7 separate regions of the Mus musculus genome follow, and regions 1, 2, 3, 4, 5 and 6 are each linked to region 7. A link is a loop called in an ENCODE intact Hi-C map of the cell type or tissue named here. Cell type or tissue: left cerebral cortex. All regions are shown on one strand. Region 1 overlaps Gm31569 (a long non-coding RNA gene). Region 2 overlaps Trappc12 (trafficking protein particle complex 12). Region 3 overlaps Myt1l (myelin transcription factor 1-like). Region 4 overlaps Eipr1 (EARP complex and GARP complex interacting protein 1). Region 5 overlaps Myt1l (myelin transcription factor 1-like). Region 6 has its middle 85 kb from the start of Gm31569. Region 7 overlaps Myt1l (myelin transcription factor 1-like).

Evidence for each region. A loop is a pair of places that touch in the nucleus more often than their neighbours do. Peaks named below come from ENCODE experiments on the same cell type or tissue, not always from the same donor. Only the 100,000 strongest peaks of a DNase experiment are listed, where the experiment ranks them.
Region 1: a loop joins it to region 7, with 3 times the contacts of the local background. A loop is called at or near these places in 6 of 42 quality-filtered maps.
Region 2: a loop joins it to region 7, with 4 times the contacts of the local background. A loop is called at or near these places in 2 of 42 quality-filtered maps.
Region 3: a loop joins it to region 7, with 2.6 times the contacts of the local background. A loop is called at or near these places in 3 of 42 quality-filtered maps.
Region 4: it touches region 7 in a loop (4-fold over the local background); 3 of 42 quality-filtered maps call a loop at or near these places.
Region 5: a loop joins it to region 7, with 3 times the contacts of the local background. A loop is called at or near these places in 4 of 42 quality-filtered maps.
Region 6: a loop joins it to region 7, with 4 times the contacts of the local background. A loop is called at or near these places in 6 of 42 quality-filtered maps.

What each region holds. Positions count from the first base shown.
Region 1 is chr12:29,277,844-29,281,843 of GRCm38, reverse strand. Gm31569 (a long non-coding RNA gene) reads right to left here. Exons shown (of 4, transcript XR_381400.2): 4 at 3,126-4,000. Among named protein-coding and RNA genes, the nearest start is that of Gm31569, 74 kb to the right of the region's middle. In left cerebral cortex, no CTCF peak of the experiment used is centred here; DNase peaks (open chromatin) are centred at 806 and 1,554; H3K27ac peaks cover 2,156 bases.
Region 2 is chr12:28,697,666-28,701,665 of GRCm38, reverse strand. Trappc12 (trafficking protein particle complex 12) reads left to right here. Exons shown (of 12, transcript NM_178811.5): 8 at 57-130. Among named protein-coding and RNA genes, the nearest start is that of Mir6937, 20 kb to the right of the region's middle. In left cerebral cortex, a CTCF peak has its summit at 1,820 (motif pointing left); DNase peaks (open chromatin) are centred at 1,300, 1,493, 1,806, 3,280 and 2 more places; H3K27ac peaks cover 3,741 bases.
Region 3 is chr12:29,877,092-29,881,091 of GRCm38, reverse strand. The region is part of intron 18 of Myt1l (myelin transcription factor 1-like); the gene reads right to left. Among named protein-coding and RNA genes, the nearest start is that of Gm46346, 36 kb to the left of the region's middle. In left cerebral cortex, a CTCF peak has its summit at 1,807; DNase peaks (open chromatin) are centred at 2,048 and 2,892; H3K27ac peaks cover 2,636 bases.
Region 4 is chr12:28,867,395-28,871,394 of GRCm38, reverse strand. It overlaps Eipr1 (EARP complex and GARP complex interacting protein 1), which reads right to left. Exons shown (of 9, transcript NM_201357.3): 9 at 3,904-4,000. Among named protein-coding and RNA genes, the nearest start is that of Gm31508, 41 kb to the left of the region's middle. In left cerebral cortex, a CTCF peak has its summit at 2,333; a DNase peak (open chromatin) is centred at 2,459; H3K27ac peaks cover 1,032 bases.
Region 5 is chr12:29,835,556-29,839,555 of GRCm38, reverse strand. Myt1l (myelin transcription factor 1-like) reads right to left here. Exons shown (of 25, transcript NM_001093775.1): 12 at 3,116-3,206; 13 at 1,409-1,516. Among named protein-coding and RNA genes, the nearest start is that of Gm46346, 78 kb to the left of the region's middle. In left cerebral cortex, a CTCF peak has its summit at 1,865 (motif pointing right); DNase peaks (open chromatin) are centred at 664, 893, 1,493 and 1,915; H3K27ac peaks cover 348 bases.
Region 6 is chr12:29,288,841-29,292,840 of GRCm38, reverse strand. No RefSeq gene overlaps it. Among named protein-coding and RNA genes, the nearest start is that of Gm31569, 85 kb to the right of the region's middle. In left cerebral cortex, a CTCF peak has its summit at 1,729; DNase peaks (open chromatin) are centred at 1,648 and 3,753; H3K4me3 peaks cover 984 bases; H3K27ac peaks cover 1,265 bases.
Region 7 is chr12:29,531,428-29,535,427 of GRCm38, reverse strand. The region is part of intron 1 of Myt1l (myelin transcription factor 1-like); the gene reads right to left. Among named protein-coding and RNA genes, the nearest start is that of Gm20208, 2.3 kb to the right of the region's middle. In left cerebral cortex, CTCF peaks have their summits at 61, 941 and 2,276; DNase peaks (open chromatin) are centred at 382, 900 and 2,019; H3K4me3 peaks cover 3,883 bases; H3K27ac peaks cover 3,795 bases.

The DNA of each region.
Region 1 (4,000 bases), 250 kb after region 7:
TGAACCCCGGGCTTTCAGCATGCTAGCCAGGTACTCTACCCACTAAGCCACACATCTTTTCCTTTATTGAGATGAAATCCACTCTTTCAAGGTGAACAATTTGGTAGCGTTTAGTACATTCACAAAATTGTCTGACCAGATGGGTTATTTACTTACTTTTTATAGACAGGAGATAGAGAAAACAAAGGCCCCAAGAAATTAAAGGATGAGATTTGGGTTGTCACTCTGTCCCCCTCCCCCGGGGAACATCACCATCCCCACAGTGACAGGACTATGATTTGGGGGGCCATGAAGCTGGCAGGAACTCAGCGAGAGCCCAACTCCATGTCAGCCTCTGACTGGCATCCCCAACTCCATTTGACACCTAAGGTGGCAGCGCTGGCCCTTTGGGACTGCAGGTGTTCAGCTCACCGCCATCTTTCCTCTCACCTCGGGGTCTGCATCCGCACAGATGCCCTTGTCACCAGCCGACAACCATGAGCACAGGAGAGCCTGAGGAAGTGTCACATCCAGGCTTGGAGGAATGAGATAAAACGCAAGCAGCCAGGCCTACTGAATGAGGAACGCCCTGGGGAACCCAAGTCATGCCAGCAGTGCACCGGTGGAAAGCAGGGACTGCCACAGACCCAGGGAACCCAGGCTCCTGCCCAGCGTGTCTGCTGGGTGGGGTGGCTGAGATGCTGCCCTGTAGGACAGCCAGGCTCTGTGGGATGAACTGAGAGTGTCTCTGCAGTGGAGAGGGGGAAGCATTCACACCACATGTGCCACAATCTTACGGCTAAAAATAATGTCTGTAGCCAGCCCTGGCCTCGGGTTCTCGTCATGTGTCTAGTGTCTGAAAACGGATGTTGTTGCTCTCCTCTGTGCGTGCATGCATCCCTCCTCCTCAGTATGTGTGAGTGCTGTGTGCTGATGTCCGTGCTCTGCTTTCTGGGGGCTGGGGGGAAAATTTGTGTATCTGTATTTAGTGTAGTTTCTGAAGACAACAAAGACTGCAGCTTTATGGAGATGAGATATGCATACAGTGGGTGCCTACTTCTGTGTGCCTAGCACAGTGCACCTCCAGCCTCCTGGGTTCCTAGTCAGGAAGACAGGCATCCATGACCCCTATGGAGCTAACGCCAGAGGCTGCAGATCAGTTGCAGCTCAGAATAGAGGGGTGGGGGCTGGGTTCTGCCTGCACAAGCCTGGCTGCCAGGCATCTGCAGTCAGCATTCATTTCGCAGTGAGAGAGCTGAAGCTCCAGGGGTCATCTGGGAAGTGACAGGTGGAGATGTCCCAAGTGTAGGCTCTGGAGAGCCCTTGAGCCTTGGACTGTCTCAGCCCCTCCTCAGCCCTCACTTCCCTGGGTGAAGTCTCTGATATGACCCCTAGCTGGAGCAATGGAAAGGTAATTTTCCCCTGGAGCACTGGGAATGTGGTTTATGGCTGCTGCAGAGAGCACTCTCCTAGAGACTCTAAATTACCCAGCTAGCTGAAACATGCTTGCATGAATAATAGATCCAGCCCAGATGCAGAGCGCCTCTTGTGCAATTTCTCAAGGCGCCTCGAGACTCTCTCAAGGGTGCTTGCCGAGGTCACAGCCTACTTGAACTATTCCGGGCTGGGAGAAGCAGAAATCTGCAGGTGGGAAGACACCATTCCTCAGCAGTGTGGCCTCTTGCCTTTGTGAGGGAGGCAGGCTCCGAGGGGCCATGCCTGCAGGAAGAGGAAGGCTGCTGTCAGCTCCTGCTCTAGAATAGAGTGCTGCTGCCGGCTCTGTGATCGCCCGCTCCATTTAATCCTCCCCAATTAGCAAGGTGGGCACGTCCCGATGTCACAGCGTGGAAACGGCTAGAAACACAGAGCTCTTCCTGGCCCATGACTACGTGTCACAGCAGGTAAAGGGAGCTTTAAAATCTAAGAGCAAAATGCACGCCTTTCATGAGCGTTGCTCCCCAGGAAGGAGGGGGCTTTCCTCCTAGCCTCACACTGGGCTCAGCGACCTTGAGCATGTCACTGTCACCACAATGTCCCTGGATCACAGCGACCTTGATGTCACAGTGTGCAGGAGGTACCCACAGTGCGTCCCTGCTACATTCCTCTGATCTTGAAGAGAGGATGCTGTGCTCCCTCAACAGCATGTGACAGCCATTGTTCTGTTTCTGTGAAATCCGCAATAGCTTGGGGAGAGAACAAGAGACTGCACAAACAGGCACCTCACTCTCTAAACTTGGGGTGGCATGAGAATCCCACCTGTATTCATCCCTGGAGCAGAATAACAGCTCCCAATGATGCCCTGGTTCTCAGCCCTGTGTGCTTTGAATGTGTCTGTCAGTGGCAAAGGAGACTTTGCAGGTGTGATTGCATTGCAGATCCAGAGATGGGAAGATGAACTGAAGTGGGCCATGGCATTAAGGGTCATTTGAGAAAGGGAGTGTGGGGGTTGGAGTGAGAAGAAAGGGGATTATAGGAACAGTTTGAAGGATGTGACTCACCTGCCAAGGAAACCCATCAGCACCCAGGAGCCCTTCCACCCTAGTAGAAACCTTTCATGCCAGTTGTACTGCGCTGTTTCCCAGCATGCTGCATTTTCATAGGTGTGACACTTGCAAACGCTCACTCATATGCTCCCTGCACCATGCAGCACCATTCTTGCTTCTGATTATGCCAGTAGCCTTCACTGCACACCCTAAGAAGGGAAACATGGTGGTATTGCTGGCAGTCCCAGCCTGGCTAGCTGTTGGACATGTGTCTTAGTCAGGGTTTCTATTCCTGCACAAAACTTCATGACCAAGAAGCAAGTTGGGGAGGAAAGGGTTTTTTCAGCTTACACTTCCACACTGCGGCTCATCACCAAAGAAAGTCAGGACAGGAACTCACACAGGGCAGGAACCTGGAGGCAGGAACTGATGCAGAGACCATGGAGGAATGCTGCTTCCCGACTTGCTTCCCCTGGCTTGCTCAGCTTGCTTTCTTACAGAACCCAGGACTACCAGCCTAGGGATGGCACCACCCACAATGGACTGGGCCCTCCCCACTTGATCACTAGTTGAGAAAATGCCTTACAGCTGGATCTCATGGAGGCATTTCTCTGTGATAACTCCAGCTTGTGTCAAGTTGGCACATAAACCCAGCCAGTACAGCATGCTCACCCAGGGCTGGCTAAACAAGGAATTCTTGTTTCACTATTCTCCTTTCTGATTCCTACCTGTGAAGGCAGAAGCTGAAGACACAGGGCCATAGAAAGGGCTCCATTAAAGCCATCTAGGATGGGATCAGGTTTCTTTTGGGATATCTAGGAGTAAAAGATGCTTCATGTTCTGGGGTTTAGTACCCACTCACATTCCTGGTTTCTATGGAAATTATTGTTTGGGGCAGATAGTCCCCACAAAGGCAGCTGCATTTTCTCCCATCCACCATGCTGAATTGTCAGTCCTCACAGCCTGTGTGCATGCCCCTCCTTGCCAACAGCCCTAAGCCCTGCAGTGTTATCCCAACTCAGGACACAGAGGGTACCCTTCCACCTGTGCTGACCCAGGGCACACTCAAGAAAATTCTGGAACTTAGTGAATGTAACATAAGAGAAAGACACAGGACAGCTGAGATAGGTTTGTGGTAGGGAAGTAGGAATACAGATGCCAAGTCTGTGTTGGCTAGTTTTTTGCCAACTCGACACAAGCTATAGCCATTTTGGAAGAGGGAATCTGAATTGAGAAAATGCTCCTAACAAGACTGGCCTACAGGTAAGTGTGTGGTGCCTTTTCTTGATTGATGGTTGATGGTTAGATCCAGCTCGCCATAGGTGGTGACACCCTTGGTCAGGTGGTCATTGGTGGTGTAAGAAATGGTGAGCAAGTTATAAGTGAGCAAGCACTCTTCCATGGTCTATGCATCAGTGTCTGCCCTGAGTTCCTTCCCTGCATCCCCTAGATGGTGGACTACAAGTTGTAGGATGAAAAGTTGCTTTTGTTCATGATAAGCAGTAGAAACTATAACTAAGACAAAGGCCCACTGGGAC
Region 2 (4,000 bases), 830 kb after region 7:
TGCCAGCTCGCAGGAGCACACTTGCTTGTGCACACTCACGCCTCTCTCTCCCGCAGCCTCTGTTCAGCTGTGGAGGTCTCGTCTGGGCCGTGTGCTGTACTCCATGGCAAACTGTCTGCTCCTGATGAAGGTATGTGGGCGGCTGAGCTGTAGAGCACCTTGTTCTAGCAGACAGTGTCAGCTAGAGGCTGCAAGGAAGTGCTGCGTGTTCCAATAGGCCTGACAAGGAAGTGAGCCGTGGGCCTCAGCAGTCTTCAGTGTGGCCTAGATTGCTCAGTAGAGTTCACTCACACTTGGGGGCCTAACTTGTCGTTGTAAAATTTCCACAGAAAACAGTTTATATTGCTGAATTTAATTGCACGGGCCTAGGTCTAAACAGTCTAATTAAAACTGCTCACTCCGCCCGAAAATGGGCGTTTTCCTCTGAACTCCATCCAGAAAATCTCACCTTTGTTCTGATTGTTTTACTGTGAGGGTCATTTTTTAATGATTGATGGATTTGACATCTGAAGGCAGTCTTTCCCACCAGACCCTCTTGTGAGGACCTCACCCCGAGCTGTGCACCTGAGGAGCCAGTGTGACTCGGGGAGCTCTGCCGGGCTGTCAGTCACTGAATTTCCAGTCCATTCTCCACGTGGGCCCTGCCAGCGGGTTTTCAGCTTCTCTCTCATTTCAAATACATCCCATGCCTGGCTTGCCTCCCGCCCTGGGCACGGGTGGCCTGCCACAGAGCTGGCGGCCTTGCTGCCAGCTGCAGGCAGGCACTGAAGCCGCCACGGAATCTGTCAGCAGCAGACGCCCAGAGCAGCGCTGTTAACACCTTCCGAGCTGTGGTGAGACGGCTCATCAGCTCATCCTCAGCCAAGGTCGTCCTGCTCTGACTGAGCGGCCGCCAGCGGGCAGGTTACCAAGGGGAAGAGCGTGCTCCTCGCTTTAGAGCGACTGGCAGCCCTCCACGTGGCCAGCTCCTTGGACCTGGCAGGAAAGTCTGTGACCACAGCCCAGCCATAGGACAGTGTGTTTCCTCTGCACCTCTGCAGACAGGTGACGTGTGACATTGGGTGTAGACAGGCTCTTGTAGTAGGTGACCTTGACACAGAAGAATGGGTTTCCTAAAACCTCTCCAGCTGTCCTCACAGCTCTTTCCGACTCTTGAACACATTACAGCTTTTAGAAGTTCTGTGTGAGATATTTGCACATGGTCTGTTGCCACAGGGCCACTTTGTTCCTGGTATCTTCCCACATCCACCTCCCTGGTGACATCATTGCAGAGCCTCCCCCACCTCCCCATGGGCTGCAGCCCTCAGCCAAGGAGGGGCCTGCTTCCTTCTGTCCCACCGCCCCCTGTGAGGCCTGCCTCTCCTCACTGCTGTGGCCTGTAGCAGCCTGAGAAGGCACCGGGAGCCTCCAGTCTCCTGAAGTCTCTGAGCCTTGGTTGCCTTCTTAGGCTTGCAGCACTGGTGGTGCCCAGCCACAGGCTGAAGATGCTCAGGGAGGAAGTCGCTGCTCAGCTGCAGTGCACTCAGCTTGCCTTTCTGAGAGACTCTGTTAGAAAATAGTGTAACAAAAAACGCTTTCCTTTGTTTTACTGCAGTAGTGACACCGCCAGCAATGTAGGCACAGGCACCAAACGTCTGCCTGTGACATCCTGTCACCCAAGGTTCTGAACGGGACGGATTATCATGTCTCAAAAATACTTTCTCCATGGATGTAATTTAAATTAAAAGTTTGATTTAATCTTGATTTTCATGAGTTAAAGAAATGCTGTAAGGAAAGTGGATGTGAGCACATGCAGTCTGCTGCCATCTAGTGGACACGACAAGTATTGCCACAGTAGCTGGGCTGCATAGCTGGGGCCTGTGTGCCAGCTAACAATGACCTAATTAATCAGCCTTTTAATGATAAGAAATTTGCTCATATGTTCTAGTTCTGAGAGTCCCACTATATATTTCCAGGAACACCCGCTTGCAAGACAAAGCCCTTCGTTCATAAATGTGATATCCTGAGGTTTCACAGTAGCCATAAGATACCTGGACAGTTTTCAGCTTCACGTCCTTATACCTCCCACACAGCATTGACTATTGTGGCTTCTCTTTTGTGGGGAAGAGCCTGCCACACACAGGGTGCCTCCTCTTTGCTTGGAAAACACTACATAAAGCCTTTGTTGGCAACAGAACAGCCATTAATACAATTTAGCAGTCTCTCAGCCAATGCAGTTTTTAGGTGCAAGTCAGGCAAGAATGCTTTTGCCCACATATGAGTGTTTGTATTTCTATTCAAGGGCAGGTCAGTGTAGTCAGAAGAGTAGAGCGGACACACTACAAGAAGCTGTTGTCAGCTGGCCTCCAGGTTCCCAGAATGAGTGATTTCATTGACTAACAGCCAACTAGGTGGCCGTCAGTGACAGCCCTGAACACTCCCTCTAACCGCCCCCAGGCTTGTTGACACATGCTGACACTGATGCCGATAGCACCTGCCTGACAACCCCTTCTCTGCTGCTGCTTTTTCGGATCAGTCCCAAACCTGTGGATCCACCCTGCCTCCTAGGAGAACTGTAAAATCCTATCAAAACTGAACCTGGTGGTACATACCTTTAACACCAACATGGGAGACAGAAACAGATGGATCTCTTGAGAGTTCAAGACCAACTGAGTCTCTATAGTTAGTTACAGGCTGTACAGAGCTATACCGTAAGACTCAGTCTCAAAAAAGTTATATATAATGGGTATATTTATAGCCTGTTTCTTTTCTGTTGGGCCATTCTCAGTAGCATGTACCCTTGACCCTAGGGCAAGTTTGAAAGGCAGCAATGCCAATCAAAAAAATCTAAGATCCTAGCAGGGCTTACTCCTGAGGCATACTGACCCTCCATGCCATGCACCCTGGCCCTCCATGAGCTGTCCATCAGAAGCATCATGAGCAGGGTGGAGCCTAGGTCACGATGGCCTGTGATCAGATGCAGTACTGTGACTCGGCACAGCCTGCCCTCTGCTCGGTGAAATAAAACGTAAGGGTACGTACCAGGTTGGAGGAGGAGACCAGGATGGACCTTAGGGGCCATGGGCTAGACCCTGGTCAGCCTGAGAGCAGGCCCTCAAGTCGCACAGGGTGGCGTGTCCGTGTCCCCTCAGCCATGACCCTGACTGCCCAAAGGCTGCCTTCTCCCCTGACACCTCATGGTGCATGCACACACACACACATCCACGTGCACCTGCTGGCACAATGAGAAATAAGGCCGGCTGGCCTTGGGCGGGGCCGCAGTGACAGGCAGCAAACGTGGTAGGAGAGGAAATCAAGGCATGTGTGGTCTGGCTCCTTGTGAGCATCAGGCCTTGAATAAAATTAGTTTTAACGAGCTGCACTTGAAGGTACCAGACTGGAGAGTCTTCTTTTTTTTTTACCCCTGCCAAACTGGAATTTTCCTTGTCGTCTGTCTCTATAACCTCCCAATTAGCAAGCTCAGTCGCTGTAGTCCCAGTTTAGAGGAAACTTAAAGTTTAGAGTAGAGAAGTGAAATACCTCCCAGAATCTTATGGTTAGGAGGAAATGAGCAGTGCCAGCCTTGGACTGGTCACCATGAGCTGTAACTGAGAGGAAACAAGTGCTTGGCACGGCTCTTGCCACAGTGTTTGCTCGGCTGCACGCTACAGAGGCTGGAGGAGGAGCTGACCTTTGAACCCTCTCACTGAACCCAACTCTCATACCTTTTTGTACTGTGGACCAAAAGTGGGAAGTGGATACTAGGTGGGTGGTAGAGAGACTTAGCCTCAAGGAGGGGCTGCAGGCAGGAGTGGTGTGAGGCTGCTGCTAGGAAGGTGCACAGAGCTGAAGCACTGAAGACAAAGCTCAATCTGCAGGATACAGACGCCAAGGCCACAGCGCCTTCAGTGCCTCTGGACACCTGCCTCTATAGAGCAGCAGTAACTACATGTCATTATAGGTCACAGTGACATCCATATGCCCTCACTGTCATAGTAAACTTGATTGGTGGGTCATTTCA
Region 3 (4,000 bases), 350 kb before region 7:
TTTCCACTATCTCTTTTGTTCCTGTTTCATAGCAGCTCTGTTTTAGTAAAACACAAATCATGGGGGGGGGAACCCCTCTTTCCTCAGTGCCTTTAATTTTGAAAGAAACACAAGTGTCAAAGTAGGCCCTGTCTCTGCACTCACTACAGTTAGAAAGTGCAGTGGCTCTGACCTCAAGCTTTTGCCAGGCTACAGAGAAATTCTAATTAAGAATGCTTTCTTTTCTAAACAAATGTGGTTCTAAAGGTATATTTCTTTACATTTTTTTCTGTCACATAAAAGGAAAACAATAAAGGAATGTAGAGAAAGAAACAATAAAGACATTTTTAAATGGACAAATGTCACACGGTTACCCTTAGGTTACAACCTTACACCCCCCCCCCCCCCGACCAACCAGAAAGAAAGCAGGTGACTTCTCAGGAATATACTGGACATCTGACATTTCTTAAACACATTACCTCAACTTCAAGGGAAGACAAAAATCTTTAAGTTACTTTTTAATTTGTAAGGTATTTTGGAGCTTTCTCTTTATTTGTAATTCCACCTGACTGCTGCAGACTTAGAATGCTGTTCAGATGTAACATAGCTCAGGGGACCTGGCACCAGGGCTGGGCAGGTCACCTCTTAATGTCTCCTCCTTGGGTGGAGCCGCTTCCTCCTCCAGGAGCCCAATTCTCCCCGTCCCTCACTGGTCTGCCCTGTCCTGCTTTGCCTTTTTCAAGGTTTCCTAGGGAGGGTGGGTGGGGACTAGCTTGCTATTTAGAGATGCAGATATTACAGAGCAAGAGCAACAAATGCAGGCCCCAGGCCTGGAGCTGCATCTCCCTGAACCTGTGCAGACAAGCTCCCACTGTATTCTGAAAGTCCAGAGGCAGATGAGGGCTTTCCATAGTGTTATACTCAGGATGCATGTATACTGAGAAAACCTGCACATTCCAGAATATTAGTGGTCACTGGGTTAGATTTGCTGACATATGTAATACATAAAGACACGATGCTTCTTTTGTGGTTCTAAGCCCTTTCTTTTGCAGTTACACTCAAAAGCAAACCAATAAATAGGAAATACTTGTTTAAATGTCCTTCACGTAATATTTAGCTAAAGTGTTGAAGATGGTTAGGCCTCTGGTACAGATGTATCATCATGTAAAAGATACTGTGAAGCCCAGATATAGTGATATCCTGTTGACAGATTCAGGGAGCCCCACAGCTCCAGGAGCAAAACGAATACCCATTTGATGGTTTGAGAAGCTCGTTAGTTCTGTGATTCCCAATATGGTGGTCGCCTAACCCAGGGAGCATGTTCTGAGATGCATCAGTGGTGGTGTGTCACTGCACCTACATTAGAAACAGACCTAGATGGAATAGCCTGCTACATGCAGGTCTACAGCATATGCATGTTCTAACTTTCTGCTCCAGTGTTATAGGCCTGTGTGGCACATTAGAGTGCTACAGGTCATTGCACCACCAGTCTAACCATGCCAAAGTGTAAAGGATGGTAAAAATATCCTCAAGTTCCACCATATGTATGCTGTCTCACTAACCTACCCAGAGCTAAGCAATGCAGGATGAAGTGTCCTAGCTAGAATATATAAGGCATTCTCTAAAGTGTATTTAGATCTCAGGCGTATGGAACAACCCATTCGGAATAGGAACTTCTCAAAGTCGGTCTAATGTTGATGAGGAAACCACAAGCTTGCTATCAGCAAGGGGTAATCTCTAACATGCACTGAGTAGATGCAACCTTTAGCCATGGACTCAACTCAGTTGGTCCCACAGTGCCCCTGGTGTTAGGGATAGGGGACTCATCTCAGAATCGACCATAGCTTGGCCATGTCTGATTCATTTCTGTGGGCCACTGGAGCTCAGGCTTGGCCCAAGGGCGGCACCCAAGCTGCATGGCAGCTGGACTGGCATGCTGCATGCAGCTCTGCTTTTGTGTCTCAATCATGCAGCTATAGGTCTTAACTCAGAAGTCATGTGTGTGGATCATGCTGCCCTTTGAGTCTGTGGGAAGACGTCTAACTCAGACCCCTGGTTGCCATCACTGTGACCTACTGCACGGCTGGAGGACATCCCAGGAACATCAGCAGTGGGCTCCTGTCAGGGCGGCAGAACGTACCTAGCACATCCTGATGTCCCATTCACTTAACAGGATGTGTCCATGGGAAACTGCTGCCAGAGCACATGCACGTCCAGCAGCAGGGGACCAGCTAAACAAGAGGCGGGGCAGCCGCAGTCAGAACCCATGCAAAAAAAAAAAAATACAAAAGGTGACTAGTGCAGCGGGCTCAAGGCAACAGAAACCACCATTCCTAACCTCTCACCCTCTATGGTGAGTTAAGAACGTATCACACCACTTAGCTCATGGTGGGTGACGGGGCTCCACATCTGACATGCAGGAGGATTTCACCCAGTGCTGGAAGGTGGGGCTGGACCAAGGAATACTCACCTTCAGTTGATTGCACTGAGCCCTAAGTTAGTCCCACGGTTAAAGAGTTGTTGGGACGGATTCTCTGGCCCCAGTTGCAGGGGGCAGGTATGTAAACATAACCACATCTACTCCACACATAATAATCCAAAAGGGTTCTCACAAAGGAACCAAAAGGCACCCGTGAATGTATCTAATCATCTTTAAACAGATTTGTCCAATAGTCACGATGTCTTTCACTTGGAGCACATTAAGAGGAGACAGGGAAGGAGGGGTGGAGTTCCATGTCCAGAGTTCCTCATCCTAACACTCAAGCTCTGAGCCACGGAGAACCGGGCCCCATACCAGACAGATGGACAGACGGTCTAATTCACCCACGGTGCTCTTCCACCTCAGCCACTACTAACAGCGGGCATCCGTTCACACATAAAGTCAGGGTGGAGAATGTACCAGACAAGTTTCCCAAGGCTGCCAAGGCTCAGTGTGTGGGAGAGGCCCATTCCATTGGTTCCCACCCGAGGGGATGCTGCATGGCTGGCCACCGCTCAAGCCATCAGAGCACATGGAGGCACTGCAGGTTAGCTTCACTTCTCTGCCAAAGATGGCTCAATGCTCCTTTGCAGTTATAGGCAGAAAGAGGTCGAGTCATTTAGAATCAGGTTACTTTCTGAAGGCATCGACCCCAGCCTTTACGACAGGTAGGTTTTCCAGTCAGGTAGTGTGGTGAACTTGGTTTTTCTTTGGAACTAGATGGTCACTTCTAATACTTAATCTTCCTTTTTGTTTGTTGTATTTTCTACACTTGAGGGCCCATTTACTTACTTACTCGGAACTTTTACACAGGCTCTTCTATGTTTCTAGGACTAGCCTCAAACCACAGAGCCTCCTGGTTCAGTCTCTGAGTGCCCGGGGGAGGCATGCATCATCATAGCCAACCAGGATCTTTTATTTCCAAAGCCCCTCTGTGGACTTCACATAAAACCCAGGGAGTTAACCAGTTCATGTTGTCCTGCACTCCGGGACAACTGATGTCTTCTGCCCAGATCCTGTCTCTCTGCTTTCCTCCTCTTTCTGTCTTCATTTAAATTTCATTGTTCTGTTTAGTTTCCATCTTTTAGTACCTTAGCATGAAAAATATCTACTCTTCTTCCAAAACCACCTATATTTCTCCCTGGTCTTGAGAAAAATTGTTTGCTCAAATCAATTAAGAGTTTCTGCAGACTTGGTTTTATAATATAGGTTAGAAATAAATTAATCCAATTCCTTATTTTACAGGGAAGGATTCCAGGGCAATGAGGCAAGTTTTACAGAAAGCTCTCTTCTACCCTCTCACTTTCTGGTATTTTCTTTGATTAGAATCTTTTGATTTTTCTTTTTGAGACAAGGTCTTTCTGTGTATCCCAGGCTGGCCTTGAACTTGTGATCTTTCTGCTTCAGCCTTCTACATTCTTGGATTATAGCTGTATTCCCCATGCTAGGTCACGAGCAGATTTTCTAATGTCTGGATCCATCACTGCTTCATGTGCTCAGTCCCTCCTGCATGTGCTCATGTGTACCTCTGCCTGTACTTTT
Region 4 (4,000 bases), 660 kb after region 7:
AGGGTTATGGAACCCATATTGCTGCCCTGAGAAGCGGCATGCCCACCCCTCTCCCAGCAGAGACCCGATGAGCCAGCCTAAAATCCCACACACCAGGTCTTGTTCAGATTCATTCATGCTGGCCCTACTTTCCTCTCTTACGCCCTGGCCCAGAAGACTCCCTCCATTGACTGACTCTTCTTGGTTCTTCCTGACCACTCCCTTTTCTGTGATGGATGGCTACTGCCCTGACCTGCAGAAGCTCTGGTCCCAGAGATGACAGATACGGTACATGGCTTGTCTTCCTCTCCCTTTCCCAGCATGGGACATCAGAAGCTCTGGGCAGGGCTGTGTGGGGGAAAGGCTTTCCCGACAAGGAGACACTGGTCTTGGGGACAGAATTCAGAGGCACTCTTGTAGATCTGTCTGTGATAGTGAGGAGACCAGGGAAGCTGGTGTGGTGTGTGTGTTTGTGTCTGTGTTGGGAAGGCTTTGGCGGGGGGGCTCAGATGTGGATGAAGGGGTCTGTATGCCCTGGAGAGGCCTCAGGGTCCCTTGGTACCTACTGAGTATCAGACCCTCACCCAACAGTATCCTCTCTGCTCCAGATGGGAACCACAGAGTTGGAGATCCTCAAAATGTCAATCATTGAAGAAGACATTTTATACTTTATGAAACTAGATGAAGAAAGATGGCCAAGGTCAGGCCTTCATGGACCTAGCAGCTGACCAAACAGATACCCAACTGCCACACTTCACCCCTGCCCTGCTCTTGTTTGTTCCTTGATTTTCCCAGCCTTCATCCAGCCTGTAGTGGGATTCAGAGTATAAAGCAGTTTTCTCTTTCAGTTGCTTTCTGTACACGGGGTTAGGGCAGGACTAGGGGAGGTCTGGTATGACGGGACCCTGGTGCCATGAGCCGCAGAAGGTCCTAGACCACTCAATAGAAGGCAGGGCTCTGCCGTAGTGGGTAGAGAGAAGGGTTTCCAACTTCCCCATATAACTGTGGCAGCAGCCACACGGGCCATGGGAAGTGTCAGATTAAGGATGGCGACCCTTCTTCTCTGACCTATCAAAGGATATGGCATCTTTCCTGTTCTTCTCCCACTGGCCCCAGACACAGGTATGGCTTCAAGAGGAGCAGTAAGTAGGGGACTTAGTCCTCAGGGAAGCGGTCACAGGACCCAGAAGGAGGCTCCGGGAACTCGAATGTTCTGGGCAGTAGTCCATAAGGTCCAAAGGGATTCCTAATGAGACAGAGAGCAGTGGAGGGGAGTGAGAAGGAACAGACAAGCGAGACCTGGTGTGGATAAAGAAGCATGGCAAAGGGGAAACAGCAGTAAGGGATGCTGGGATGCTGGGATGCTGGGATGCTGGGATGCTGGGATGCTGGGATGCCTGGATGCCTGGATGTCTATATAAAAAGAAGTAAAACCATCCCAAGTGGATCCAGGAAGTAAATGCAGAGCCATGAAACATTCAGAAGAAAACACTGGAGAATATCAGGCAGGTTCAAACCATGAAGAAAGAGGCTAGACAAGTTAGATTTCAACTTCTTTCTTTCTTTTTTTTAATCCCTGTAAGTCATACTGCTCAGCAAGCAACAAGGTGAGGAAAACAGGTTATTTGAAATTACATAGCTGATAAGGAACTTACACCCAAAATAAAGAACTGTCAAAATCAATACTAATTAAACACACAATTAATTACCAACCAACTGAATCTACGGACTCTGCCAAGGAGGACATTAGATGGCTAATGAGTTTGTGAGCTGTGTAGCAGGGGCGAGGTCTGCAGTGTATGAGGTTGAAGCGTGGGCTGCGGGTAAGGGACAGGCTCTACAGGAAGAGGAAGCCATGAAGCCTCCAAAGTACTAGACAGTGTACAAAGTTATACCCCAACTGACATGGACCCTGAGATTCACTATTTGTTTGTTTCTTTGAGATAGGGTCTCACCATATATCCCAGGCTGGCCTCAAACTCACAGCAATCCTCCTACTTCAGGATGAGTGCTGGGACTACAGATATGTATATCATACCTGAACCCGAAATCTGTTTCTACTTGGAGCAGCCCCAGTGAACCTGGAAGGGTCAGAAGACACACCCAGAACTCAGGTCCACGGGGTCACTAAGTAGCCCTTCACCTTAGGGGTTGACTGTCTTCTAGATGTGACATGGATTTGGTGGCAGGGCCACAGCTGATCAGCCACTGCCCAGAAATAAAAGTGTCTGTTCTCGGGGACCAGTGCATGTGTTTGGGACAGCTCTACTATTGACTACCAATCACATGCCATGGATGACCTTTGATGGAAACATTGCAATTGCAGAGTGTGGCCTGCAGGGAGAAGACAGAAGAGTGGCCCTGGCACTGCCGCCCAAGCAGATGCTCTATGAAAGTCTCCAATGAAAACCATTACAGAGAGGAGGATCCAGATAGCCATGCCAAGAGCTGTGAGCCTGAGACAGCAGGGAAGAGTCTGCGGTTTGACAATCTATTCTGCACTGTAAAGATTCATAGAATGTACTGTGAAAATGACATCATCCAGCAGGGCAGTGTGCCTGTCCTGCACAGCGTCTGTCCCTGCCTGTGCACAGGCACCCAGATCCAGGTCCAGGACATGAACCCCTGGGCAGTGCTCCACTTCCCAGGTATACAGATATGTCAGGTTAGGGCTTCAGACTGATGCAGAAGTCTGATAGACAAGCTGTGGGACTGGCTGGACCATCCCCCTCTCTTCCATCTCCTCTTTTGACAGGCAGGAAGGCGGGGCATTTGAGTAAGGAAGCAGAGCCTGCAGGAAAAGATGGGCACCCTGTCTACTGCCAAGGTGGCTTCTCGAGCATGAGCATGTGTGAGATAGACAAGCAAAGGCTCCAGGGTTCATACAAGAGAGGTCAGCAGTTCCCAGGGCTCTTGAGGAACTGTTGGTGGACTGTGCTGCTGGTTGCCCATGGTGACTCTACCCATTCCTGACTTCTGACATGACAGAGACCAGCAAAGGCTAGCTGGCCAGTTTAGTTGTACAATCTGAAACAAGTATGCCCCACAGACAGAGTGAATCCCATTTTACTAAATGTGCTGGGCAATTTTATGTCGACTTGACAGAAGCTAGAGGCATCTGAGAGGAGGGAGCATCAACTAAGAAATGTCTCCAGATGATCATGCTGTGGGCAAGCCTATAAGGCATTTTCTTAACTAGTGACTGTTGATGAAAAGGGCCCAGACCATCGGGGGTGGGGTCACCCCTGGGCTGCTGGTCCTGGATTCTATTAGAAAGCAGAGTGAACAAGCCTGCAAGGCCTCTGCATCAGCTTCTGCCTCCAAGTTCCTGCCCTATTTTGAGTTCCTGTCCTGACTTCCTTAAGTGATGGAGCACAATGTGGAAGTGTAAGTCAGATAAACCCTTTCCTTTCCATTTGCTTTTTGGCCAGGGTGTTTTAACACAGCAATAGTAACTGTAACTAAAACACAATAGTGAATCACTAACATCGCAGGCTAGGCACTCATCCACCTGGAGCCAATGGTCCACAGGAGCCTTGCCTAAGGGACGGCACTGTGGGGAGGGCACACCTGTCCCACAGGTGAGGGATGGCACTGTGGGGAGGGCACTCCTGTCCACAGGTGAGGGATGGCACTGTGGGGAGGGCATACCTGTCCCACAGGTGAGGGATGGCACTGTGGGGAGGGCACACCTGTCCACAGGCGAGGAATGGCACTGTGGAGAGGGCACACCTGTCCACAGGTGAGGGATGGCACTGTGGGGAGGGCACACCAGTCTCACAGGTGAGGGATGGCACTGTGAGGAGGACATATCTGTCCCACAGGTGAGGGATGGCACTGTGGGGAGGGCATACCTGTCCCACAGGTGAGGGATGGCACTGTGTTTTTTTCAGATGTGATAGAAAAAACAAACAAAGAGCCTAATGACTTCCTCAGTGGGGCAGGGAGCCTGAAAGGAGGAGGCTGTGCGCATCCCACTGACTTTATTTCAGTTTGCAATCTCATGACAACAGGAAGGTGG
Region 5 (4,000 bases), 300 kb before region 7:
AAAAGCACCTTTTCTGGTGTGGTATTAGAATAAGAATGTGACATTGCTGAGCTATTTTCCTTCACAATTTCCCACATTTCCTTTGGCTAAGGACTCTGCTTCCTTAAACATCCTTGGGAATTGCGGGAATCCTCCACTGATTAGTGGACTGAGAGGTGGGGAAGAAGTTGGACAACTTGTTTAGTATTCAGTCATATCTGCAAAGGGATAGTGGCAGTAAATAGGAAACTGAGAGGCAGACAAGAGGTTCACCTAAGTTCTCATCATAATGCAGAGAATATCAAAAGTCAGAGAAGGATTATCTTGGAAAAGAGGGATTATAGCTACATTTAGTTTTTTATTTTTGTTTAAATATATAAAAATTCCTATACACTTTTTAACTTTCTCAAAGGAGAAAGGAAATTTAATTAATTGCAAAAAAAAAATACTAAATGAGGACCAAAATGTGTCTATCTCTTGCCTAGTAATTTTCTCTAAGTAACTTATCCCAAAGAAATACCTATAGTAGAAGCCAAATGCTGTATCTATGGGAAACTATTCATCATTACTCTTTAGAGACAGCCCGTATGCCTCTGAGCTAGCACAGAGTTATGACTGTGGTACAACATCCACGGAACTGGGTATATTCAAATGAGAACATGACGATGATAGCATTTTATGGGGAGACATTGTCACGAGAGTAAGAAAGCAGAAATACACGGACTGTCACAGACTTCATGAGATGTGTGTGAAGTCTGTGAGGAACGTAGATGTCGTCTTCTACCTATAAACATCTTCCTGATTTTGGAAAACGGGGTTCAGTCTTGCTCCTCGGCACTTTTCCACTTTAACCTGCAGTGCTAAGTCAGGTAGTCGTGAGCCCCTGTGCTCTGTCTTGCCTGTCAAGCGGCAGTGATGCCACCTACTTCCACCCACATCTCAGGGTGTGTGAGGATAAGGGGTGATGACAGCTTTGATGGCTTTTCATACAGAAAACTTCCAAGCACAGGGAATGTGGCATTTGTCATTCCTGCATTTTTAAAAAGGCCCCGTGCCACCCATAAGCAGGTGCTGTACTTTGCTTCAAACTGGGATAAAATTATAATGGGCTACTAACATTACTGATTTCTAAAACTTCTATTTTAGTTAGCATTCATAGAATTATGAATTGTCAGGACTACAAATCATAGAACTCCATCCAGTTCTCTGACTGCTGAAGTCATGCTGAGCCACTGGAGTTACACTGACCACCAGACTTCTACATACTCTCTCAGGATTGAGGGCACAGGACTCAGCTTCTAATCTGGCATAGCTTCCTTCCCTCCTTCAAGAACACATCTACTCCATGGAGCATCTCCAACACTCTCTCTGCTCTGTGTCAGGATAGATTCTGAGAGAAATCCCTTGATGACACACTTCGGCTGAGTACCTGAGGACTCGGTCTGAGGCCTGGTTGGATTTGGACACATCACAGCTCTGGTGTTTCTCTTGGGCCTTTGCCAGTTTTTCTGCAGCAGCAATGGGGCATCCAGAGAGGCTACAATGACAGAAGATAGATTTAACTGAATGGTCTCAAATGGCTTGCCACACACTGATAACATTCACCATGTTCTGTCCTTCATCCAGCTAAGATGACCCTGAGGTAGATGGAGGTAGGAGAATTTCCCAGCCTGCCTGGTACTATATATTTCCTGGGCTCTGGCATATAGCTCTTATGACAGACAGCACCAGGCCTGTCCGATGAGTATGCCAAATTCCAGGAAGCAAATACAACACAGGCTGGTTAAACTTTCAGGCAGAAATGCTGGAGTGCTGGCCATTTCTGCAGGTCAGGCAGTAGCAGCTAGAGAAGGAGTTTTTGAGACTCAAGAGTGGCAGTTAGTTGGCTATACCAGAAGGTGGCACTCTGAGCTGATACCAGAGGTATCTATCTATAAGGCTTCAGGGATTCTGACTTGAGCTCACCAAAGGAGGGGCAAAGAAAGGGAGGTACAGCAGGAATACCTCCAGGACTTCAGGCAAATGTGATTCTTAACTAGTGCAGCAGGATCAGGATGGCAGAGGGAACACTGAGGCCTCTTTGTTTGAGCTGCTTCCACAGGAAGTCATAGTATCTGCATGCTTGCCTCCGTGTGTTCTAGCTCCGTGTGTGTGGCCATCCATGTGTACACGTGTGTTGATGGCAGAAAAAGGAACTGACACTGTGGGCTCTGCACAGCACTCAGCCGGGATCTCCTGCATCGCTGCCAGCTCCTGCAGACTCAGTACCAGAGACCTTCTGCAGGGCATAGAGCTGTGGTCTGTTTTATTATAAACTTGACACTGGTAACCAAGCTTCTTGTTGTGACTAACCAGTGAGGTAAAAATTAAGAGAGCTTTTACAGCTTCCTTCCCCCATTTAAGAAGAAATCTAAGCTGTGGCAAGACAGATCTAACCGAGTTACATTTTGCTACTGCAAAAGAAGTGATCTGCTATCACCTAGATTTTGAGAGGAACTTAGTGACTCTTATAATGTCTGAAGAGGATGGGGAAGAAAGCTGGAACACTATCAAGAGTACAATTCTGACAGTGTATATTTTCAGCAGTAGTCCAGTTAAAGCCATTGACCTGGAGCCGCGTCCTCACTGGTGTACCCCTGCCAGATGCGTTTGGACATCTGCTCATATTTTAATGATGTTGATGCTGATGGCCAGGGGACTCATCAAATTCAAGAGCAGCCAAGTTAGTCCTCTGTATTTGCCCTGCTGGGTTCTAGTTCACAACCCTGAATGGTAAGTGACAGACAGCCTCTCCTATGAGAGAAGGTTAGAGAAACTTGCTGGATTCCTTCTGGTCTCTTTCATTGTAAGTGGCTATGGGTTCCATCTTAGATGCTGTACTGAGTAGGTGACTTTGTGAGGGAACAGTGCTCTATTATACTAGAGGAGGCAACATAACTGAAGAAATTAAGTCTTCAAAAACGGGCAATTGACCCTTTGACATTTCTGTACGTGCTATGACCAACTCTCCAGGAGCAATGTGTGAGGTCTGCCGCTCTCCTTTGGAAGGGAGGGGCTGCATAGCAGTAAAGAGCTACCATGGGGAAGGGCTGTGGGTGGCTTCTTCTAGCATAGACCCCAGCAGAGTGTGGCTTACCTTCTGTGCGAGTTCCTGTTGCTATTCACATGCCCTCGCCCTGTGCAGCCTGGAGTGGGACACTTGAGAACATTTTCATGCATGGCAAGAACTTGACAAAGGAGAGGCAAAAAAACAAATAGCCCAGCATTAAAAGAGAGAAATATTGAGAATACAATATGCAATTGTTTTAACAGGCTAGATTAGTTTAAGACAAACTACAAACGTCTGTGATGTGCATGACCAGGAAATATATGTGGGAAGAGAAAGAAGATTGTATGACTGTCCTCAGGCATGCAAAGCAGGGTGCACTGGCAGGGAGCCATGGGGGTCAGAGAGCGCCATAACTGAATAGTCCCATGTGGGACAGAAGCAAGGGCCACCCTAGTGTATCCCATAGATAAGCACTGGATGCCGATCAGCCATGTAACAGCACATAGCCTGGGCGTTTAAAAAAAAAAAAAACATGCCTGTGCTTTGGAAACACATGGGATTGTGAAAGTCTGATGTGAGTGAGCCAAACTTTAAATCTCATTTTTAAAATAAATCACGTTTACCTAGGAAATTAGAATCTTTTGTGCTTTCAGTAGAATGAACAGGAATAATTAGATCCCTGCATTTTTACCACATGAAATTAACAAATAGGAAGATGAGAGAGCTGGTCCCCAGGGCACAAGGACACTGCCTACTGGCATCCAGGGAGGCTGGTCCTTATTGTTCCATCCTTTGTCTGCTGAGACATGTGGGGTTAGGAGTGATGGGGAAGTCAAGACAACTGACTTCAAAGGAGCCTGCTGGCCATATATGCTCTGCCTGTCTGATCTAGATGTCTGCAAAGCCCAGTCCTAACTGCCTGCAAAGCCTGCCTATGGTCAAGTGGTCTTGTGAGGTCTGCTCAGCCATGTC
Region 6 (4,000 bases), 240 kb after region 7:
TCAAGTTCACTCTTCCCAGGTGCATCAAGTTAACAACCAAGACTGGCCATCACAACAGCCAAAAATGAGTGCGGCGGTTCTCCAAAAGGTTACGGTCACACTAGTGGATATATATCCTGAGGTGTATGTGTATGCTGGATTCTGATCCATAAATCAATGCATGAAAATGATAACTGTGAGCCCATGTTTGTTATATCATTGCTATTAGCCTTAATTACAATGCTATATAGTACAGCTGATATTATTTCACCTTTCCTTGAATTATCCCCTGGTCTCCCTCTCTCCAACTTCCCACCTCTGTTCCTGGCTGTCGAAACCACAATTACTGTTTAATACCATGGGTTGTACTTCTTTGGAACCCACACATTAGCAAGCTCATGCAATACTTGTCTTTCTGTGTCTGGCTCATTCTACTTAAGACAAAGCGCCCCAAAGATTCATCTATGTCATTGCTGGTTATAGAATCCCCTCTTTTACTAAGGCTAAATAATAATTCAGTGTGTATATACATCACACTTCCTATCCATTTATCTATTGATAGATATTTAAGTTAATTCCTAATCACTTTTTAAAATGTGTGATAGAGGACATGCTAGTTTCTTAACCAACACATTTCCTAATGTATGTTTATATATCAAGACACCATGTGCATACCATAAATACATACACAAAATGTATTATTTAAAATTACAATTCCAAGACTTGGAGTAGCTCAGTGGGAAAGTGCTTGCTTTGCATATGTGCAAGAACTTGATTTGATCCTCAGCACTGAAAAAAAAATTAAATTTTAATTAAAAAACAGAAACAGGACTGGGGAAATAGTTCAGTAAGAAGAGTACATAGTTACACACAAACACACACACACGTACAAAATTAAATTTCAAAGGATGAGTTTTCAGATTGTATATTTCAAGTTTAGAATTAATTCTCAGATGACCGGAGCTCCTTGAAGTTTTGACTATGTCGTCTTCGTTCCGCTATTTTATTTATTTATTTATTTATTTATTTATTTATTTATTTATTTATTTAGAGAGACAGGGTCTTCGTTCATCTATGTTTGTTTGTTTGTTTGTTTGTTTGTCTGTTTTGAGAGACAGGGTTTCTCTGTATACCCCTGGCTGTTCTGGAACTCACTCTGTAGACCAGGCTGGCCTCGAACTCATAAATCTTCCTGCCTCTGCCTCCCAAGTGCTGGGATTAAAGGCATGTGCCACCACTGCCCAGCCAGCTGTATCTTAATTAACTTCATAGTTTTATATTCTTATTGTTTGTAAATTTCTTATTTTGATTAATATTTCCTCAGGATGACCTTGGAATTTTAGCCTAGTGCTAGCTAACTTTGTGGAAAGGCAGGTGGTTTTGTTTCGGTTTGATTTTGGCTTTTTGTGACAGGATTGATCAGGTTCCCAGGTTTTCAGCCAAAATTCGGGGTTTCGGGGGGTTGGGAGAGGATGCCAGGGAAGACTACAAGGAAATGCCCAGCAAGACTACATCCGGGCTTCTAGTCTCCGGCACTGAGGAACTACATTTCCCAGCAGGCAAGGCAGCAGGCCAGTTTTTTGAAGAAAGAAATGGTCTCAGACCTGCGTGTCCTGCACAGGGACCAAGGCGGCTTCTACTAGAGGAATTATGGAGTACACTTCCCAGCATGCACGGCTCCAGGGCGTTGCCGCTCTGAAAAGGAGCCCCTTAAACTACAATTCCCAGTATGCATTGCAAGGAGCCCCGCCAGGGAGCCGTGGAAAGCAGAAGACTGCAGTGCCCGGCATGCAGCACATTGCCCCGGCATGCCCTGCGGCCTAGGCAGTTTCCTACTAGGGCAGAGTTGCAAGAGGGCTGTGTATGGTAGGAGGCGGCCTTTAGCTCCTCTCATTCTGTGCCTGAGGCTGACTGTTGTGGCATGCAGAGGTCCCGATTGTTTAAATAAAGAAGCAGAGCGTGCATTTTAAACACGGCTTGGTCAGCACAGCACAACCAAGAATTCTCATATAGTAACCATGCATGACGAGAAGTCTGTGTTGGAGCTCAAGGGCAGCTGGACAGCTGTTATTTCAAAACGGTCGCCTTTGATTTTGGACGGATGCCTGTACACCTGTCGTTCTGTGCATCTGTATGCAGGGTGTGAGTGCAGGACTCGAGGGTAACTGCGGCTTGAGTAGTTCCTTTCTGGGAAAGAATCCCTTATTGTTTGTAGTAGATTTTCTAGATTAGTGGGTTGTACAAGACTGCATCCACTCCTAGGCTTGTCTGACACGACAGTTCTGGTCCACTCAGCCATAATCTTTGCCTGGCTGGTTCCTGCTTCTGGTTTCTGATCAGTGCCTGTGAGTTCTGTATAAGATCCAGGTGCAGCATCTGCTCTCCCTAGCAACCTGAGGTGCCCCAACTGAAGCGGCTGCCTCCTGCTTCTTTCTGTTGGTTTTACCTGAAGAAGCTCCACATGCTAGTAGTACAAAACAGAGCTAGGGTCATGTCGACCTGTTCTTCTGAGACTGCCCCCTCCCCCGTCCCCACTCCTGAATCTGCGGCAAGCTGGGATTGTGTGCCTGCGCTTGATTCTAGTTTGGATGCAAAAACACAAGTCTGAGGAAAACACAACTATAAAACTAAATTCCACATGAATAGGAAGAGGTGTGCAGCCGCCAATTCTGCCTAGTGACCGTGCATCCTGAGTTTCATAGCTGGAATAAATTGTGAAGGCCCCTGCTAGACACTAATGAGCTTCTGATCCAGGGTGAACTTGAGCTCAAAAAGCTTCCAGCTTAGCTTCTCTGCCACTAACTGTCAAATAGAGGGCATGCGTTTTTGTTTTGCATGGGGCCTCACAAGTCATGTACCTCACAATTCGAGCTTACAGAGAATATGTCTTCCTGTGCGCCTTGGTAAGACAGGAAAACTAGTAGTGGGGAAAGCTTCCAATGATATTTTAACTGTAAAACCCTTTTGAAAAGAAAAGCATTATTCCAGGAGGTAGTCCTGTAGCTCAGGATTGCCTCATGGAATAGGCTGATCTCCCAGTCCTTCTTTCTTTCCATTGCCCTCTTGCTCTTACTATACAGATGGTGTCTGGAGGAAGATAGACCAACTAGGGAGCCTGAAGCCTCCCTGATCACCGGAGGTGAGAATTCTGTTTCCTAGGTTCTAGGTCAAGGTGATTTCAGCATTTCCAAGCATGCAGGTGCAAAGGCCCCCCCTTGCACTCCTTAACAGTTTCCTCATCTATGAATGTAGGCGAAGAACCGAAGTTCTCAGCAGAAATTAAGGGCACGCCCATGTTAAAGATTCCACAAGCCTGACTAGAACTCTATGATTGTACAGAGTTAAAAGGTTACAGATCTGTGGTCAAATTATCTTGGGTTTGCTTGACAACCTGCTGTCATCGAATCAAGCAGAACCTTTTGAGAAAGTGTTAAAGGAACACAGCCTCCGTTGACTCTAAGAATCTCATCTGAGAACATCTGAAAGCTACAACAGTTCGCCCTGCTTTTCCGTAAGCTGCCATTCTTTGCTTTCTGTTGCTGTGACAAAACATTCCGGCCAGAAGGGGAGGAAGTTACTTCAGTTTACACTTCCAGGTCAGTATCTGATGGAGGAATGTGGAATGCCAGCTTGGGCTCTGGCTGACACAGACTCATGCTTGGCTAGCTCTCTCAGACAGCATCAGACCACCTTTGTAGGGATGGTGCCACCCACAGTTGGCTGGGCCTTCTCATATCGGTCATCAGTCAGGATAGTTCCTCACAGACATGACCACAGGCCAGTCTGAGCTAGGCAATTCTTCCTTCCCCCAGCTGACTCTAGATTTTGTCAAGTTAAAAATAACCCAGCAGTGGGAAGCTTGGGTCTAAAAGGAACAACAGGCTGGTGTGGGAAGCTGAGAGGTTCAGGAAATGGATGGTGGTGGTCACTCACAGCAACCTGTGACAAAGACAGACTTGCCATACCCTGTGTTTGTTTTACTGTAGCAAAGAGGGAAGGAAACGGTAGCAAAGTGGAATCC
Region 7 (4,000 bases):
AACTTTGCTCCACTTTGGGAAGCGCAGCCCCGGCTCCAGAAACAACAGGACACATTTACCTGGAGGGGATTTCAAAGAGAAACCTGAAGAATGGATTTTCTGCGCCTGCAGTCCCTCTCCGCACCTTCAGCTAAGCCAGCCTCTGACAAGCAATTGTTCCCACGGCAGCCACCCCTGCCTTCCATCTTAGGGACTCACCCAGAAAATTCTCCAGCCTGCTCCGCGACTACAAAACTCTTCTAATGCTTTTGAACGCCCACCATTTGTTCTCCATTCATCCAATCAACTTCGAACCGCACATCTTCTCTCTATCGGCGCGCAGACACGGGGCCACTTCTCATCTGTATGCTAATTATTTTGCCACATGGACAAAAGTAATAATGCTTTCAGACAGGAAACTAACAGGCCTGAAGTCGAAGATGGAAATTAATAAGTTGACACCACTAAACGCCGGGGAAGACGGGCATGCGTGCAGAGCCCTGCCTGGTGGATGCGGCGCAGCCTCCATCAGCAGGCAGCAGACAGACGGCCCTGGGCCGCCAGCACTGCCCAAGCTGCGAGCATCAGGCACAGGTTTCCTTAGAGACCACATCGCTGCCGCAGAGGCCCACCGGGAGCATCCTGCTGACTTACCCTGCTCGGGCGGGCTGCTGTCCTTTAAGCAATACAAAACGCAGCCATTTCCTCAATCCCTAACTTCATCACTGATCTAGATGTTTCTCAACCTAACAGCTGTGAGTTAAAACCAGTAATTTCTAGCCTTCCTGTTTACTAGGCTTTCAGTAGTCAGGCAAGATTGGGATGTGTGCTGTGTGCTTCCTACACTGTACCCACAGGCCTCTAAATCTCTAGAGCGGAGTGTGTGATGTGCAGTGCTGTATTTAATGTAATAGATGAGAACTGTAAATACGCAGGCTTACTGTTGGCTGCTACCCGCTAGGTGATGTATCTCAGAAAATCTCCCCTATCGTTGACGTTATGGTAAATGCATACAGTGGCTTAAGAAACCTCAGCAAAGTCAGCAGAGCCTTGGTGTTTTCACGGGAACTACAGCTACACATCATAACAAAACAAAAAGGCATTGGGACCTCCCCTGGCAGCTCTTAAGACTGGAGAGCGGGCACCAGAGAGTTAACTGAAGGGTTCCCACCATCTCCCTGGCTTCTCAGCCACACTACAGTATCCCATCCGGTACAAGCTCCTTTTCTCATCTTCCTTTAAAACAAGAGACAGAACTATTCTCTGAGTAACTTTTAGCTCATGATACCAGCATTTGAAAAGGAGAAAACAGAAAAAGTTTATTTTAAAAAAGAGCAGACCCAGTAAGATGCCAGAAACACAAAAGAGGGCATAGCTATATGACTTTCTGTGCCATTTGGGGTTTTTGTTTGTTTGTTTGTTTGTTTGCTTGTTTATTTGGGTTTTTTGTTTTGTTTTGTTCCCCCCACCCCAAGGTGCTGATTCTATAAATAGCCTCTTAGGGCAAGCAACAAATGCTTTTCTGTGGTAGTAGTTGTCCCCTTCCCTCACCAGCCTCTTAGTAGAGCACACTAAATCATCAAGGTACCTCCCCTGTCCTGGAAGCTAGCTTTGACTATCCAGACTCCTGATGAGAACAACTCTGGGAGATTGCAGACAAGCAGCCCATAGGCATGTTCATCTGAGGGGCAGCTGTAGCCGAGAGGGTTCCATCGCTGGCCCTCTGTACCCTGAATCATGCCATCCTGTCATAGTGTGTAACCAAACAAGAGTGGACGGTGGCCAGGCAGGTGGAGAAATGGCTGTGGGAACTACTTAAGAGACCATCTGAGATCACTCAGAGGAGTTGGAAGCTGCGGCAGCCAGGCAAATAAGCAACCACATGTCACCTTTAAAGGAAAGGGAAGAGGTACCTCTCGGCAGATGAGTTGGTGGCCATCAGCAAGTCCTCCTCAGCAGTCTGTCTCACTCACGCAGCTCCTCAACTGCCATGGAGAGCCCCAGGCACGTGTGGTCACAGATCCCTCCGTGTTTGCATTCCCTCCACCCCTCCCATCAGGACCCGCACCGTCAGCCCTGTGCACAGGAGTGCGAAGCAGAGCCCACAGCTCAGCCACTGGGGGCCTCCATAGGCACAGTGCGGACTGGTTTCTGAGGGAGACTGACAGCAGTCCCAAGGTCCCAGGAACACCCTCTTCTTGCTCTCAGAGGTAATTCCTCTGAAGAGCATCTGCCTGGCGCGTGGTTACTACACAGGGTACTGCCTGCTCCCTCTCCAATGCCCTGACAGAAACCACAGCTCTCCACAAGGAGGCTTGCTGGGGACACCCAGTGTCCCTCCATCTTCCCATAGACAATGCCTTGTCCACTGCCATCAGAATGCCTCCCTCCCCTTCTTTACCCCCCACCCTGGTAATCCCCACACGGGGGGCTTTTTCTTTCATCCGGAGCTATAGCATTCACATTTCCTTCCTACCCAGCAGCCTGAGGCAGCAATGCTGGCCAGTATCTTCTCATACAATAAGCGCTTATACAATCTCTCTAGTTTTCTAACACCTGGATTACATTTTCTCTGCCATCTCTGATTACTTCTGCAGATACCCTGAGGGCTCATTAGGCCATCAAAGCTTAAAAAAAACAAAAAACAAAAACAAAAAACAAAACAAATCACTTTCATTGTGAAAACGTTCCCAGAAAAGTCATTGTGTATGCTAGAACAATGCAGATATGGAAGAGGCAGAGACAGAAGAGAGTGGTAGAGAGACAAACAGGGGCAAAGTTAGAGAGGCCAGGGGGCCAGGAGAGGCAGGGAGAGGGGGAAGGAGAAAGGAAGAGAGCACAAAGATACTTCAGACCCTTCAGACCGAGTCACATGGCACTGAAACATAGCCTACTGATGGAAAAATGTACAGTTGTTTCTACTTGTGCAAATTATAACTGTTTTAGGCAATATATTCATATATGGGATATGCCAACTTAAAATGTTTGTTAAAAATATTAGCTGTATATGTTATTTAGATATCACCCCTGCACACACACACACACACACACCAGAACAAAACACATATACAGTACTTTATTCTTTAAGTCCACAGCATCAGCTGTCTTTAGTTTGGACTACACATAGAAGGGTGTCAGTTGAGACATTGTATTTTGCAGTGGGGCTGGAACTTAGCTTAGTGAGAAACAGGTTAATGTTTTGCAAGTTTTTGTTCAAGTTCACCTCCCATTACTTTTGTCAGGGGATGCTACGAAATTTTAAAAGAAGAGAGAGAGAGAGAGAGAGAGAGAGAGAGAGAGAGAGAGAGAGAGAGAGAGAGAGAGAGAGAGAGAGAGAGATTCTTTAAGACAGGGAAAGGAGGAATACTGCAGTGAGCTCAGCTATGGAGGGATCCTCCTGAGAGCAGGGTAGCCTGAGCTTCCCTCACCGCCACTCACTTGCGACCTCAACAGTATTCTGGGGGACTCTTCAGACTTTATTGTCAAATATTAGATGCATTTGAAAAACTAGTTATTGATTAGAAAACATGGCCCTTGAAGAAAATGGGCAAGCAGTTGAGTTCAAGTTCAGGGCAGAGAGGTCCCTACCGAGGGAGCCTCATTATTTCCTCTTGTTCCAAAAAGTGGATCTATTTTAAAGCACAAGAGTGACTAAAACCTTACGTTATTGTTTGTAATTTAAAATCTAGCCACTGAAATGCATAGCAAGTAAACTGTGTTAGAAGAGATAATATGCATTTTTGAAACAACAGGTCTCCATAGAATTAGACTGTCTTACAGGTTGACATGGGATGTCTGGCTTAGACATACGACATTTAAAATATTATTTTATTAGCAAATATAATTTCCTCAGATATAACTGCCTTTTTGAACGTGGTACATGTGCTGCATTTCTACATAGAACAAACAATGCAAATGAATATTCAAATTTTAAATCCATTATTTTTTAATCTATGTATAATGGTAACAAATAGAAAACTTTGAAAGATCTTTAATACTGCAAAATAACTTTTATTTACAT